Regions from separate parts of the Homo sapiens genome. Here all the other regions are linked to region 3. Evidence: chromatin contacts called from ENCODE Hi-C or POLR2A ChIA-PET data. All regions are on one chromosome and are shown on one strand. Each heading gives the region's core, a stretch centred on a gene start or an enhancer-like site at or near the end of the contact. The rest is flanking DNA. Distances are from core to core; before and after follow the strand shown. Region 1 has its middle 23 kb from the start of PMAIP1. Region 2 holds the start of LINC03110 (long intergenic non-protein coding RNA 3110). Region 3 holds the start of LMAN1 (lectin, mannose binding 1). Region 4 overlaps LOC105372146 (a long non-coding RNA gene).

Region 1 (3,852 bases), core at 1,034-3,533, 560 kb after region 3:
TCCCAAAGTGCTGGGATTACAGGAGTAAACCACGGCGCCTGGCCTGATTTTTAATATAATTTTAAGAGTAGTTTAATTACAAAGACTAACCAAGCCTTATTTCATTCCAGATGTTCTGAATTTTGACGTTTTACTTAAAGCATTTGAACAGTGGAGTCAGCCTAATTTGAAGTCTATACTTACCGTTATGAATGTTTAGCATTATCAGGTAACCCTTATCCAAATATTTTGGGAAAGTAAACCCTAAAAGGAAACCCATTATACACCGTAAGCTGCTCTTTATGTGTCTAATGCCCTGACAATACAACAACTTTATTCACATGATCACTCATTAATTTATTAATAAAATATTTATTCACCACCTACTACATGCTGTACATCCAGTTTCTGTCTCAGTTTGAACCTTGAACTTCCATGCTGTTGTTCTCGTGAGTTTTCATCATGATGATATAGTATGTCTGTCAAGCAGAAGCTGTGGTTTGTGGTTGTGGTGGGGGTGAGGGAAGATGGCTAGGTTCAGAGCTGGTAGGTATATTTTTATGATGAAGCCCATGATCAGTTTTGAAGTGGGAACAGTCTTGGACTCAGAGATAGAACAGGGTTCTTGTTCCAAGCGCTGCAACTTACTTGCTGAGAGATGGTGGAAAGTCACTCCTTCTCCAGATGTCAATTTCCATGTCTGGAAAATGTTAGGTTGGGTGGGGGTAATTCCTTAGCTCTCATGAATGATTCATCATCTTGGCCAATTTTCTTGTCATTTGCCACCTAATTTATAAGTTGAATGCAGGGGAAAGAACCAAACCAAACCACCTGCTTACCCAACCAACCCAACCAGTAAAGCCATGTCCTGGCAACACTTCTTGTCTCCTGCTCAGATTTTCTGGTATTCCAGCAGTAGAAAACAGTTCTTCATGCTGCTTTGTGTTTGTTTGTGCTGATCTTTGGCTATTTCTGAATTGGAGGAAGATTCTCTGGACTTTTTTAGAGCCTCCCACTGGCAAAGAAGGGCAAAAAAATCTGAGGATATAACCTACCCCAAACAATACTCAGAGTTGGGGTCAAAATATTGATAGTCACTTGGTGGCTTCCTGATATCTCAAATCCAATATTTTTTGTTTTTGTTTGTTTGAGACAGGGTCTCTATCGCGCAGCCTGGAGTGCAGTGGCACAATCTTGGCTCACTGCAACCTCCACCTCTTAGGTTCAAGCAGTTCTACTGCCTTAGGCTCCCAAGTAGCTGGAATTACAGGTGCATGCCACCATCCCTGGCTAATTTTTGTAATTTTAGTAGAGATGAGCTTTCCCCACGTTGGCCAGGTTGGTCTCGAACTCCAGATCTCAAGTGATCCACCCACCTCGGCCTCCTCCCAAAGTGTTGGGATTACAGGAGTGAGACACCACGCCTGGCCCAAAATGTCTTAAATTAAGAGCATTTTAGGCTATTTTGTTCTTGAAGCTTGGTCAGTTACTGCTACTTGTACATCATTTCAAGTTTTTAATTATTTAAACATAAACCATGAGTTTGACTTTTATTTAGGTCAACTTTCTATGAAACAGAGGGAAATAAGCCACTCTGAATTGGCTAATAGTTTAATTCTATGTCAAATGTAGAATTTCTTTTCTTTTCTTTTCTTTTTGAGACAGAGTTTCACTCTTCTTGCCCATGCTGGAGTGCGATGGTGCGATCTTGGCTCACCGCAACCTCCGCCTCCCGGGTTCAAGTGATTCTCCTGCCTCAGCCTGCTGAGTAGCTGGGATTACAGGCATGCACCACCACACCCGGCTAATTTTGCATTTTTAGTAGAGACAGGGTTTCTCCATGTTGGTCAGGCTGGTCTCGAGCTCCCAACCTCAGGTGATCCACCTGCCTCAGCCTCCCAAAATGCTGGGATTACGGGTGTGAGCCATCATGCCCGGTCTCTTTTTTTTTTTTTTTTTTTTTTTTGAGATGGAGTCTCTCTCTGTCATCCTGGCTGGAGTACAGTGGTGCGATCTTGGCTCACTGCTACCTCCGCCTCCCAGGTTCAAGCAATTCTCGTGCCTCAGCCTCCTGAGTAGCTAGGATTACAGGCACATGCCACCATGCCTGGCTAAGTTTTGTATTTTTAGTAGAGACGGGTGTCACCATGTTGGCCAGGCTGGCAAATGTAGAATTTCTAAGCTGTGCTTGATATTGTTTTGTCATCTAAACAGGAGATTTTTCCACAATGGTAGCTTCAACCTGAACACCCAAGATGACATGTGCCTTTGGAATGTCACCTGACAAGACCACACTTTGTCTGTAAGAGAACACCAGTGTCTGGTAACCCACAAACCTTGTTTGGTCTCTGTGAGGAGTTCTGTTTCACCCGATAGCCGCAGCCTCTCTGTAGAGTACAGTGTGACCACATCAGTCATTGGATTTTGTGCCAGGGATTCCCATGAGAGAACAGATTGCATTTGTCTGTAAATGTTTCCTTAGATAATGTGCAGTTTCTTTGGTTGTTTTTTCCCCAAAAACAAACATAAAAGGGGTGAAAATTTTCCAGCTCTTTATTTTGATGTTTGGCAGGAATATGCTTTGATATATTAAGAGAGGTTTTGGTGTGTGTGATATTCTCTGTTACTCCATGAACCTCCTGCTGCTGGGCAGACAGAAACCAAGCTCTGTTGCCTCAAGGGACAGTTGTCATAGCAGAACCCGAGAAATAAGAATCAAACTCTTGTCTTTTAGTTTTAAAAGCTAACAGCCAGGTGGAAGATGCAAAAGATTGAGAAGAATAGGTGGCCAAGGCGAGTCAGTTTTTCCATCGCTGAAGATAAGATAAATCTACTTGTCCAAGACAGAAAAGACTGGAAGAGGGGAACAGTTTAGTGAGGCTGGGGACAAGGGGACCAATTGAAGCAGGCGCTGTTTGTCTTCACCACCAGGAAGCTGTGATGAGCCTCCATGGATCCTCTACAGACCCCACGCTCTGTTTAGAAGCATTCTTCACCTTCCACATAATTTAGGGTCCTTCTCCTCCGTGGGCTACTTGTGAGCAACACTTGCTTGCACCCCATCTTTTTTCAGCATCTCACTGCTCACTGTGGAGGATTCCCCTTTCAGCAGCCTAGGAAATTTAAGTTGCCAAGAAGCTGCCTTTCCAATTCCTTTTTTCTTCCCTTAAAATCCTAATTTACTGTCTCTGAACAGAAGAATTGTGGGTGCTGGCAGGCCTCTGCTTCTGGTAGTCACTCTTCAACTGACCTCATAGAGATCATAAAGCTCTCAGAATTTGGAGCTTTTTCTTTTTCTTTCTTTTTCTCTCCAGAAATATGCTTACCCAAGAATATGGGGCTAGACCGATTTACCAAACAACTGCAAATTAACTAATTCAGATGTGTTAATTCTGAATTTTTTTTCAGGTACAGATAAGAACCCAAATTATTCATTGCACTTAAAGAAAACATAATTCAAATTAATCATACCACTTAGCATTAATTAATGTACTAGTTCATTGCAGAATCTATTGCCCATGGTCAATTCCACCAAATCAATTTCAGAGGCTGCAAGTCTAGAATTATCTCTCTTCATTTGTACTCTTTCTCCTCACCAGAAGTCAGTATATTAAAACCTGATTTAATTAGATACACTCAACAGGGGATGGTTGAGCTTTCTTTCATTTCGTCAGTGTAGGATTCTGTTATAAATAATCCCAAAATAGAAGTTGTTTAACAAAATTAAAAGTTCATGGGTTGCTCACAAAAAGTCTAATGCTGTTGTTCCTAGTTGAGAGGTCTTCTAGTCTTCTCTCTTCCAAGGGGCCATCTGGGGATCCAGGATCCTTCCATCTTGTGGCTCCATATTTTGGCTTCCAGGTCACTGTTATG
Region 2 (3,600 bases), core at 266-2,765, 700 kb before region 3:
ATAAAATAATCATTATTACCTCTAAAACCAAAATAAAACCCTGATGGATGCTTTGCCAGTTAAAGCATCTTCAGAAAGATGACAAGAAGTTAGACACTGTATCCACAGGAACAATTTGGCTTAGGCAGAAAAGGGAGATTTGTAGGCTCACCCAACTGAACTGCAGGAAAGGTGGGTATGAGCTGGACCTCAGGACTGACCACACCTGGGACTGGAACACCACCCGCCCTTTCTCTGTCTCTTGTTTCTGCTTCTCTCAGTGCACCAGCCACTCTCTCCCACCACAGACTGGCTTCTTCTGCACAGCCTGTGGGACATGGCCACCGAACAGCTCAGACTCATACCTCACAGGTTTGCCACCTGAGCAAACCCAAGATCTTCCATCTGGTTGAAGGTCAGAAGTCTCAGGACTGAATTTGGGGAACATGCCTATCTGTAGCCAATCACTGAGTTAGGGAAGCAGATCAGTCAGAAACTGGGGGATCCCATTAAACCACACTGTGGAAAGCAGTATTCCTGAGAACAGAGTGCTACTCCACTCTAGGCAGACAAAGCAGTAGCCACCAGCTATCTGCACAGTCCTTCCCTTCTCTGGAACAGATCCCAAACAGTGCTGGGAAGACCTCAGCAGCACAGTTGGACCACCTATGTGCTCCTTCCGCCCTCATTACTTGTACATCCTGGATCCCTGGATTTCTTAGCTAATGCTGGGTTGGCAGAAATGAGGGGGAGGGGAGCAGTAGAATCCTGCCCTAAATTGCAGCCAGTCATCTGAGGTCATTTTTTCCTTGTCAATGCTATATCCCCAGAGGGTTGGACCCTTCTCTATTCTGTTATGCTTTATTCAGACAATTTCTAGAACAATGTTGGCCAGTATAGATGATTCCCGTCATTTTATCTCTACTACCTAGGTCCAAAGATTCCCCCCACAACCTTGTGAATCTCTGACTCAGTGTTATTAGTCTTAAAAACCCAGGTGCTGAACCAGACTATGCTGTGCTCCTCTTTGGAGTGAATCTTGGATTATCAAATAATCAAATAATGGCTAAGATCAGCCCTTGTTTCCCCATGTCCCTGCTTAGTGCCAGCTCTGTCTTCATCCCCTCCCAGGCTTGGCCACCCTTCTGCTGAGATGCACCCTAGCATGTTGCCCATAAAGGAATGTGAAAAAAGTATCTACACTTCTGAAGATAGTGTGCTCCACCCTTCAAAGCTTTAGGAAGATAAATTTAGACATAAAACAGGAAGTATTTCTCTGTGTGGCTAAGAGTGATCTAAGAGAAGTTATTTCCTCAAGATATTTTGAAGCTGTAGTGTGGGGAAACAGTTCTCAAACCCCAGTGTGGATCAGGATCACCTGGAGGGCTTACTAAGCTACATATTGTTGGGTCCACCCCAGAGTTTCGATTCAGTCGATCAGGGGATCAGAGGTGGGGCCTAAGAATTTGCATGTTTTTAACTCTTTTTTTTTTTTTTTTTTTTTGAGATGGAGTCTCGCTCTGTCACCCAGGCTGGAGTACAGTGGCAAGATCTCGACTCACTGCAACCTCTGCCTGCCGGGTTCAAGCAATTCTCCTGGCTCAGCCTCCCAAGTAGCTGGGATTACAGGTGCGTGCTGCCATACCCGGCTAATTTTTTATATTTTTGGTAGAGACAGGGTTTCGTCATGTTGGCCAGGCTGGTCTCAAACTCCTGACCTCAAGTGATCAGCCCACCTCAGCCTCCCAAAGTGCTGGGATTACAGGTGTGAGCCACCACACCCAGCCAGAATTTACATTTTTCAAAAGGTCCCTGATGTTGCTGAGGCAGGACCACACTTTAAGAACCACTATAGTAGAGGTTTAGGAAGAGACAGAGAAAAATCTCTCCAGGCTACAAGACTGTCTGATGCTGAAGGTCTTGGCCTAGGTCAGCTAAGGTGCTCTTTAGGGTTGATATTCTGTGATTGTTAAACAGGTGACTAAATATGTATCTGTGTCAAGCTACTCTTATTATCATTAAACAGTTCTTGACTGCTTACTTTATTAAAATATAAGAATTTCCAAGAGCTTCGGACCTCTGATCTATATATAACAGAACTTCATTAAGTATAACTCACTAAGTCACTTAGTGAAAAGCTTGAACTACAGAATAGTCTAACTAATTGCCCTTTCAAATAGGCATTTAACAATAATTTCAACTAGCCTCCTACAAAACTGTTTCACAGCAAAGCTTTCACTGATGTTTTTGCAAAATGAATTTAATTACTAATTATCATATAAGGATTAGCATATAGCTGATATGTAAATGTCTTAGGTATGATTTAAACTGTTGAGTCAACTGAACATGTACCTTCCTCTCCCACTTCCTCCAACAAATAAATCTTACTTGTATTTTAATTTAATACTGTGTCCATTCTTCTGAAATAGCTGTTTATTCTGAACATCTAATTTTAGACATATAACTAATATGGTACAATTTTCAACTGCCGGTTATTTAAATGCTGCCCCCTCCCTGACACAAATAAATCTTATTTACATATTATTTGCTTCATAAGTATTCCACCATCCTGCAGTCACTGTGATCATTGTCCCCAGCTAGTCTTTGATCTGTGATAATTGTCCACAGGTAGTCTTTGATCATATGTTCTCCTGTCTGGAGGAACTAATATGTCCTTCCAACTCTGCCCAGCCTTCAGGTACAATTTAGGCCCCTACTTTTCTCTTAGGCTTTCTTCAGCCACTGTAACTTTTTTAAGTTTCTCCCTTATCCAAAGTCCCTTACTACTTAGAACCTCGGAAGTAAAGGGACCTCAGAGAACATCCAGTCCACGCTGCCCTCTGTTTAAATGTGTCTACAGTGTACCACACCAAGGAACTCCCACACTCTGAATGAACAGCCCAGTGATCAGGAGCTTTGAATCAATTCTTGGCACCTAACAGTTTGTGAAGAGTCTGCTAAACTCCCTCTATCAGAAATCCCAGAGGACTGAGAACAGGTCATCCTTGGAGGTATGTAATACAGTATTTAACCACCTTTCTACCTGAGTGTGCTTACCTGCAAAGGGTAATGTCGATATTAACCGAGAATGATCATGGTTGTCACATTTAAACTAATAATAATAAAGTACACAATTTATTATGCAGAAAGAATCATGCCTTCATAATCAGTCTTCACAAAGATTCCTTTAACTCTCTGCACCCACCATTCCTAATCCTGGAAAATTATTTCTCTTTGCTCTTTGCTCATCCATAGGCTCTTTGACAAAAGTCTCCAGAAAACTACTGAACTACACACATCAACAATAAAGAAGTCCTAATGTCCAAAACCTTGCTTGTCACTTTTTTGTTTGTATAATTTATCTCCACAACTAGATCATAGGCTTCTAGAAAACATGAGTTCTGTTTTAAATTTTGTGCCCCTTGGCAGCTGTATCTGAATGGAGTCAGGATCTGGAAGCCCAAGTCTCCTTGTCAATGTCTGCTTGGTTCCCAAGGACACCTGTAAATGGAAGAGGGGCATAGTACACAGAAGACATTGCTGGCAAGTGTGGTCTCTTTACGATCAGGTGAGTCATCTGCTGAAATCTTTATAATAGACTTCTACCTTGATGGAATGGGT
Region 3 (4,102 bases), core at 883-3,382:
GGGATGTCTATAGCAGAGATTCCCAGAGCCAGTAGCCAGATAAATCATGGCTAAAATACTAATACTTTGTTTCAAATTCATTCTAGCCACACGGCTTTAATTTACTGGTACATTATCTTGACATTTCTGCAGCAGAATAGATTAGTTGGTTCCGGCTCTGTAAAGGAAGTCAAGGTAGCTGATTTGACTAGTTGATTAACATTCCTAATTGGCTAATGTAGTGTATGTGAGTGTGAGAAAAAGAGAAAAGGGATAGAAGAACAGGCAGGCAGTGGAGAGGTGTAGAAGTGAAAATGTGTGAACAAATCCATCACTACTGAATAATTCATCATCCCACAAATAGAAACAAAAACTCCAAAAACTTGTGTTTGATATCATTTGCATCACCTTTGTGTATCAAGAATAGAGATACCTTGATAACAAATGCCCAGTAATATACCCTTGCTGCATGGGCACATAATAAATGACTGCTGAGTAACGAAATAACTGCACTCTACTTCAACTACTTAATGACTTGGTCATTAAGTCAAATTAAAATCTATACCTTTCAATTACACATTAATTTGAGAGAAATAGCGCTTCCTAAAAGGGTGCTTCCTATTCAGTAATTACTTTCTAGAAATGAAACATTTTGTTTCAAGAACTGGATAATCTAAAGTGATGTATAAAAACCTTATATAAAAGATTACTTATGGGGGAGGTGGGAGGGATAGCATTAGGAGATATACCTAATGTTAAATGACTAGTTAATGGGTGCAGCACACCAACATGGCAAATGTATACATACTAACCAACCTGCACGTTGTGCACATGTACCCTAAACCTTATAGTAAAAAAAAAAAAAAAAAAAAAGATTAATCACACACAAAGATAGAATTCAAACTGCCAGAGCTCCTCATCTCATATAAAGGCATTTGCCACTTGTTCAACGGGTATATCTGATGGTCACTGAACAGAGCTTATGTCATGCCAAGTGCTACGATTGACTCCTTAGTCAGCAGTGACACATCAGCACTAAAAAGTGCAGATATGTTTTCTTTCACGTAAGTAAATGCTCTAGCAAGGCTCTCTTATCTACAAAAGTGCCAAACACAGAGAGTGAATAAAATATGAACCCAAGATTATTTCAATGCTTCCAATTTTTTTAAAGGGCTAAAAATGTAATGCTATTCTTAGTCTCAGGTTCAGAAACAATCAATCCCTAAAAATATATCCCTTCTCCTAAAAAGTTACATAATGTGTTACTACGAGAGAAAAGATCAAAGACCACACCAAGTCACTGAGAGGAAAATGTGTAGTTCCAACAGTATAAGAATGTCTTCTGACATACAAAGACTTAAAAAATTACTCTAATACTACTATATGCCATCTCAGGAGCCGTCAGTGGGCATGGGGTTCAAGCGAAGCATTAACCATTGCTAACACCGGAGCAAAGAAATCGGGGATCGGGGGTGGGGGGTGGAAGCGGGAAAGGAAGTAAGGGGGCTTCTAGAACATGTCTCAGGTTGGGATGGCTGGGGGTAGGGCACATTTCTCCTAGAGACGTGGCGTTGTGAAACATGATACCTAGAAGCAAGTTTGAGTGCTAGGAAGTGTAGGAGGTAACCAAACACCTCTAGATCCAACGGAAAGTACCGACGAGATCAAAGAAGGGAAGACAGCAGGCGGGTGAGAGAGAACAGAATGGGTGAGGGAAAGACTCGGGGACAAGCGGAGGGAACCGTGCGAACCAGGAGGGACCCGGCGGAGGGGCTGCCAGGAGGGTCCCCTCCACAGCGCATATGGTGTGCAGCTGCTGGAACGGGAACCTCAGCACACCAGGGTAGCCGCGGATGAAAGGCGAAGAGGCAGCAGAAGGGGGAGAGGAACCCGGCCCCCAGCCCTCTGCTCCGGCTTACTCCCCGCGTGGGCCCAGAAGGGCACGGTCCCGTCGCTCTGCACCAGGTGCGGCCCCTTGAAGCTGTATTTGTACTCGAAACGGCGATGTGGCAACGCGACCGCGGGGTCTCCTCCCACGCCGTCGCCCCGGACGAAGCGACCGAGTGACAGCAGCAAGGCGCAGAACAGCGGCCGAACTCTGGCCCGGAGACCCCTTTGCCTGGATCCCGCCATCTTGGATTCTGGAACGCGGAGGAGGGCGGGAGAGGGAGGGGCGCGGATGGCTGCGGATGGCCAACAGGGCGCTCGCTGATTGGCAGAGCCCGGGGGACCCCCAAGGGCAAGGGGTGAGCCCCGCCCCCGGCCTCCGCTTTCCGCGCGGCCGCACGGCCAGGAGCAGCTGTGGGCGGGGCCACGCGCAGGGGGCGGGTCTGGGGCGGTGCGGTCCTTCGGCCCCGCCCACCCTCCGGGGGTGGGGAAAGGACTCCAACCTTCGCTTCCCGCGCGGCAGAGTGCGGGAAGCGCCGATGGGTCCTTACCTGCAGGGAGCTTTCTCCGGCTTCTTAGAATACCTGGGAGCAGGAATTGGCTAGCCCTAAGACCTCTGGACCCAGCCTGTACAAAACCTTTTTAGTATATTAGAAGAAAGGTGTTCCTTTTGATGTGACATCAGTTTTTCAGTGGCACAATCCCGAATGCTTATGGTCCCAGCCCACTGAGCTCTACCAAGCTATGTTAGAGCGTTGCAAACTAGAAACCAGCACCCACGGGGTTGTAGGATGCCTTAGGATTTATAAGTTGGTGTCGGAAAGAGGGTTTCTGTGAATTTGTCAGCCAGCCTTTACATCTCAAAATTTAATTCCAAGAGCTTTCCAAATTTTGAAACCATGGCAAGAGTGCATTCAAATGAAACTGACTTTGGTTTGGTTTGGTTTTGGTGAGAGGGATAATGTGCTATGGACCCAGGCGTCTGTAGAACCTGGACATTTGATATAGGATCGGTCTTCCACTCAATGAATACGTTCTATATTTTAAAGGGGACTCCTCTTTCCCTTGCTTAGGAAAAAATATCGTCAAAATATTCATGGTAATCCAAAGTTTTGTTTTTTCAAAAATGTGTCATGATGAGTTTTTCAAGTCCAAGAAACAGCAGTATGATTTATATTGTTTTTACACATGGCTTTTTATTAGCTCTGTTCGTGTGGGCTACATGAACGCCACACTAGCCCTAGGGACTCAATACCCGCATTACTTAAACTTATTTTTCATTAACTTCCCAGTTTTGGAAGTTGAATCCCATCTTCGGATTCATGGGCCATTACTGTTAAATCTCTTTCTAGTGCTCAAATAAAACCTTCAAGTTGAATATGGATTTAAGGCTTTCCGCCTGCTAGTCTCGAGATGTAATTTAAATGAAAGTACCATACTTACTGCTATCTCAGCAGCAGCAGTAACAAACATTTATCCACTGTATGGTGTATGTGCGTCATTGCCCTGGACTCTCCATGGTTTTCAACCCATAGGATTTAATCATTTTATTTTCTTTGGTTCTCTCATTGCTCTGGCAACCAGCTCTATGCCTTGCACAGAGTGAAGATTCCATAAATATTTGTTAAACAAACATTAATGTTATAAAAATGGCAAACACTTACTGAGTGCTTTCTGTGTGTAACTGCACTAAGCCTTCAACATATGTTAACTTATTGAATGCTGACAGCAGCCCTCTAAGGTAGATGCCATTAATATTTCCATTTACAGATGAGGAAACAGAAGCATAGATTAAATAATTTGCCCAATGTCACACAGTAAGTGGCAGAGGTAGGTTTCAATTCCAGCCATTCTATCATTGAAGCCTTCAATCTTAAGAACCGTTTTATGTTAAACATTATGTATATTAAGTATTTTCAATTCATTACGCATGATTTGAACTCATGAGGGACCTGAATTTCAAGCATAATACAAGTAAATATTTGTAATTTTGCTGAACCATAAATGTAAATCTTTATGTTCTGTGAAGCTGTTTCTTAAAAAAAAAACTGTTTTATTGAAGCATATTATATAGAGAAAATTATGCCAGCCTTAAGAATGTAACTCAATGAATTTTTCCCAAAATGAATACCTCCCATGCAACCAGCATCCAGATTTTTTTTTTAAAAAACACACATTTCTAGAGTTAATGGGTGCAGCACACCAACATGGCACATGTATACATATGTAACAAACC
Region 4 (3,871 bases), core at 1,312-3,811, 590 kb before region 3:
TCACTGTTTTTAAATTCTTAATAATTTTTTAACAAGGAGCCAGTCCTGCCTGCTCTAGTATCTGCCATTTTCTCTGCTTCCCCTCTCTAAACTGCCAAAACAGAGCCTAGGTGAGCCATCTCTATTTCTACTTGTATCTCTACTTTGTCACTTTTACTAATTCTGTTTTTTTAGACAGAGTCTTATTCTGTCATCCAGGTTGAAGTGCGGTGGCGCAATCACAGTGAGCTCAAGAGATCCTCCCACCTCAGCCTCCCAATTAGCTGGGACCACAAGCATGTGCCACTATGCCTGGCTAATTTTTAAATTTTTGTAGACATGGGGTCTCACTGTGTTGCCCAGGCTGGTCTCCAAATCCTAGAATCAAGGGATCCACCCACCTTGGCCTCCCAAAGTGCTGGGATTACAGGCATCAGAGCCACTGCACCCAGTCCACTTTTACTAACTCTGAAAGTGTTTCAATCCCAACACTTTTCTCCTAAAAACAAAAAACCATCCTCGTCAATGTTTCCATATGGCCTCAATTTGGTGACATTCAAAGAACCTTTTCTGAAGCCATCCCTGAAGACTCTCCTCTTGCAGTTCTCCACTTTATTCTCCAACCTGGCAGCCTGTTGCTTTCATTCCCAGCATTTTTCTCATGCAAAGTTGTATAATTGTGAACGTGTTTTTTGCCTTCTTTCACTCTAAGCTCTGTGGGCAGACATCATGTGTCCTCGTCCCTGACACAGTCCCTGACGCTCAGTGGATGTTTACTGAGTGAATAAATGAGGGAATGGATGTGCAAGAGAGTTCAAGAACTTGAAAAAAGTTCAAGGGATCAGTAATGTATACACTCAGGAAAATTTTTAAAAGCTAGAAAGATCTGATAGTAAAAGGAGAGGCAAAAAAACTGGATAACCTGGAAAGAAAATGAGCAAATAAAAAATCATTTACATTACGATACCTGGAAGGATAGGTGGGCGTTGTCAGAAGGTGGAATACTGAAGTGTAAGATTTCGAAAACACTTCTGCTAGTGTAAGTGCTGGCCAGTTCTGGGGTGGTCATGAGTGGGGGTGGATTGAGTAAATTGGAAGTGAAGGTCACTGGGATTCAGATCGAGGAACTGATCTGAGGTTGCTGGATAGGTTGCTCAAATGGCTATTCAAGTCATCAGATGAACAGGAGAAGTTGAAGTCAAAGGGAAGACGTTGCAGTGAGTACAGTGGCACGTGCCTGTAGTCCCAGCTACTAGGGAGGCTGAGGCAGGAGGATCCCTTGAGGCCAGGAGTTCGAGGCTGCAGTGAGCCATGACCACTCCTGTGAACAGCCACTGCACTCCAGCCTGGGCAACATACTGAGATACCCCACATTTTCAGTGAATAATCTTGACTAACACTTATAAAGTGCCTACTATGTGCCAGATACTATTCTAAGTGCTTTGCATATATTTATATATTCTATATACAAATAATATTAACAACAACCCTATGAAGCATATTACTGTTATCATCCCCAGTTTATAGATGAAAAATTGAGGCAAGAGAGGAAACTCTGGGGCTTGGCGAGGTGGCTCACGCCTGTAATCCCAGCACTGTGAGAGGCCAAGACAGGCAGATCATCTGAGGTCAAGAGTTCAAGACCAGTCTGGCCAACATGGTGAAACCCCATCTCTACTAAAAATACAAAAAAATTAGCCAGGCGTGGTAGTGTGCAGCTGTAATCCCAGCTACTTGGGAGGCTGAGGCAGGAGAACTGCTTGAACCTGGGAGGCGGAGGTTACAACCAGCAGAGATCGCACCACTGTACTCCAGCCTGGGCGACAGAGCAAGACTCCATCTTAAAAAAAAAAAAAAAGAGAGAGAGAGAGAGAGAGGAAACTCGGCCAAGGTCAGACAGCTAGCAAATAGTAGAGCTGGGAAAGGACTCCGGCTGTGTGGCTCCAGAGCGCAAGGCCTCTGGTCTCGACAGGAAGATGACAGACATAAGAGACCATAATGCTGGGGGTTAAAAGGTGGAAGAGAAGCAGGAACCAGATCTGAAGTCCTTTGTATTTCATGCTGAGTTTTGTAATGACCCTCTTGGCAATTGGCAGACTTTGAAGGAGGTCAGGCCAGGGCATGACAGAATCAGATTAATGTTCTGGAAAGATCTGTCTGGCTGCAGAGTCAGACGGGAATGAATGGTCTGGAGGCGGGAGGGCCCTTCAGAGCCTCTTGCAACAAAGAGGGACTGATAGTGGGCAGGCGCCTACACCTCTGCTTTGGAAAGGAAATGGGGCAGGTGGCAATGTCGGAAAAGGAGCCCAGGACGGCACAGCCTGCAGGAGCCGCAGCCGCCCCATGGGGACAGTTCGAGCTCACCCGGTCCCTAGGCAAGAGAGCACAGTCCTGGCCACCTAGCCCAGAGGGCATGATGGGCCCAGCGAGAAACCCTGGGGCCCCCGCGCGGGGACTGCTCGAAGTCCGCCCGGGGGCCTTGGGAGCTGGGTGCACCCCTTAGAGGAGCCCGGCTTCGTGGGCCCCAGCCTGGCCTTGGGTCTCCCTTCGCCTTCTGAGCTCGGGGCCGGCCGGGAGCTGGGTACCCAGCAGAGGGCAGCACAGGCTTGCGTTCGTCCCGGTCTGAGCGCCGTCTGCACCTGCCCGGGGCCCTGCAGCTGCGCAGCGCACGGAGCAGTGGTGCGCTCTCACCCACCCGCGAGCTCCCACGCACATCCAGGTCCTCCCCGTCCAGCTCGTGGCTCAATACAATACCTAGAAGGCCTGGGGGCCCTCAGGAAGACCGAGGGACAGCAGCCAGCGCGGCTGGGATGACAGCCAGACTCGGGCATGCATCAACAGGCCAGGACAAGTGGCCGGCTCCCTCCTCTCCCATGCCCATGCCTGTGATGCTGCCAAAGGGCAGAGAAATATCAAAAAGCTCCACCGAATCTCCTGGGAGGGAGGCCCCTGCCTTGAGAACAGTCAACCAGATACCCATCTGGGGCCCCTGGGGCAGGGGGCAGGGCACGGAAGCAAAAGCGTTTAGATTCTAGCGGAGTTTTGAAAACTACCCACCCAGCAGGGAAAAACAAAAAGGACTGAAATCCTGGCAGGGAGCTTCCCTGACTCTGGCCTCTCCAAACTGGATGTCAAATCATGAATAGAGGTCCCTAGGTCCCTCCTACTCTAGTTTTTTGTTTTTATAATTGCGGCTTTTTTAACTATTATTTTTAATTCTTGTAAAACATAACATTTGCCATGTTAACCATTTTTAAGTATACAGTTCTATTTTGCATTGTTCCCACTCTCGATTTTTACTGGGATTTCTCACGTACAGAATGAGACACTGAGAAACACTATAAGGAAAAGACAGACCTGGAGACTGAGGAAAGTACATTGGGAATTCTAAGGTGGGCGTGAGAGGTTTTGCAGCCGCTGTGCCTTACGAACTTTCCAGGGCACCTCTGTCCTGAGGGCTTCCACTCTGTACATCCGTCATGCCACCCTCCACGCCCTCCCCATACACAGCCCAGACAGAACCCATGGCTCATCTGGGAGTGGTCAGTGAGCACCCCAAAGGGATCCCTGCCCATATTCAGAAACGGGAACAAGGCTATTTGAAAACTTTGCAATGTTATGGCAGAAATAATCTTTGCAGGATGTAAATGAAAAGTTCCAAGCAATTACGACAAATTTTTGAGCAATTAATGCACTGGGTCTTTAGCCTTCAATGAGCTGGAAAGCTGAGCAAGACAGAACTTGAACCCCTAATAATTATAACAGCTAATACTTACAGAGCGCTATGAGCCTGGCACAGTGCTAACCATTTTACTCATTCAGGTCTTTGCAGTGGAAATGCTGCTATTATCCCTGTTTTACAGAGGAGAAAATCAAAGCCCTGAGGGCTAGC

The links. A loop is a pair of places that touch in the nucleus more often than their neighbours do. ChIA-PET counts read pairs that join two places held with the same protein, here RNA polymerase II (POLR2A). Pooled maps may share reads with other maps.
Region 1: a pooled map shows a loop between it and region 3 (4-fold over the local background). The contact joins the enhancer-like site here to the promoter of LMAN1 in region 3. A Hi-C loop is called at or near these places in 1 of 37 single-sample maps with no recorded cell type and 3 of 50 pooled maps. POLR2A ChIA-PET finds 5 or more read pairs at or near these places in 2 of 52 experiments (HEK293 and activated CD4-positive, alpha-beta T cell).
Region 2: a map of CD4-positive, alpha-beta T cell shows a loop between it and region 3 (6-fold over the local background). The contact joins the promoter of LINC03110 here to the promoter of LMAN1 in region 3. A Hi-C loop is called at or near these places in 1 of 168 maps with a recorded cell type or tissue (CD4-positive, alpha-beta T cell) and 6 of 50 pooled maps. POLR2A ChIA-PET finds 5 or more read pairs at or near these places in 3 of 52 experiments (HEK293, activated T-cell and naive thymus-derived CD8-positive, alpha-beta T cell).
Region 4: a pooled map shows a loop between it and region 3 (3-fold over the local background). The contact joins the enhancer-like site here to the promoter of LMAN1 in region 3. A Hi-C loop is called at or near these places in 1 of 37 single-sample maps with no recorded cell type and 4 of 50 pooled maps. POLR2A ChIA-PET finds 5 or more read pairs at or near these places in 2 of 52 experiments (activated CD4-positive, alpha-beta T cell and naive thymus-derived CD4-positive, alpha-beta T cell).

Annotation. Positions count from the first base shown.
Region 1 is chr18:59,921,033-59,924,884 of GRCh38, forward strand. No RefSeq gene overlaps it. Among named protein-coding and RNA genes, the nearest start is that of PMAIP1, 23 kb to the left of the region's middle. RefSeq lists an enhancer at 2,556-2,695. Within about 2 kb of position 2,284, at least 4 of the 41 ENCODE cell types and tissues checked have a DNase peak (open chromatin) inside an H3K27ac peak, as active enhancers do.
Region 2 is chr18:58,657,024-58,660,623 of GRCh38, forward strand. It overlaps LINC03110 (long intergenic non-protein coding RNA 3110), which reads left to right and starts at 1,516. Exons shown (of 4, transcript NR_187442.1): 1 at 1,516-1,608; 2 at 2,840-2,990; 3 at 3,409-3,547.
Region 3 is chr18:59,357,133-59,361,234 of GRCh38, forward strand. LMAN1 (lectin, mannose binding 1) reads right to left here and starts at 2,133. Exons shown (of 13, transcript NM_005570.4): 1 at 1,899-2,133. The coding sequence starts at 2,112. RefSeq lists enhancers at 1,548-1,647, 1,658-1,707, 1,898-2,087 and a silencer at 2,118-2,417.
Region 4 is chr18:58,766,035-58,769,905 of GRCh38, forward strand. The region is part of intron 1 of LOC105372146 (a long non-coding RNA gene); the gene reads right to left. Among named protein-coding and RNA genes, the nearest start is that of LINC01926, 46 kb to the right of the region's middle. RefSeq lists a silencer at 2,508-2,657 and an enhancer at 2,738-2,887. Within about 2 kb of position 2,562, at least 6 of the 41 ENCODE cell types and tissues checked have a DNase peak (open chromatin) inside an H3K27ac peak, as active enhancers do.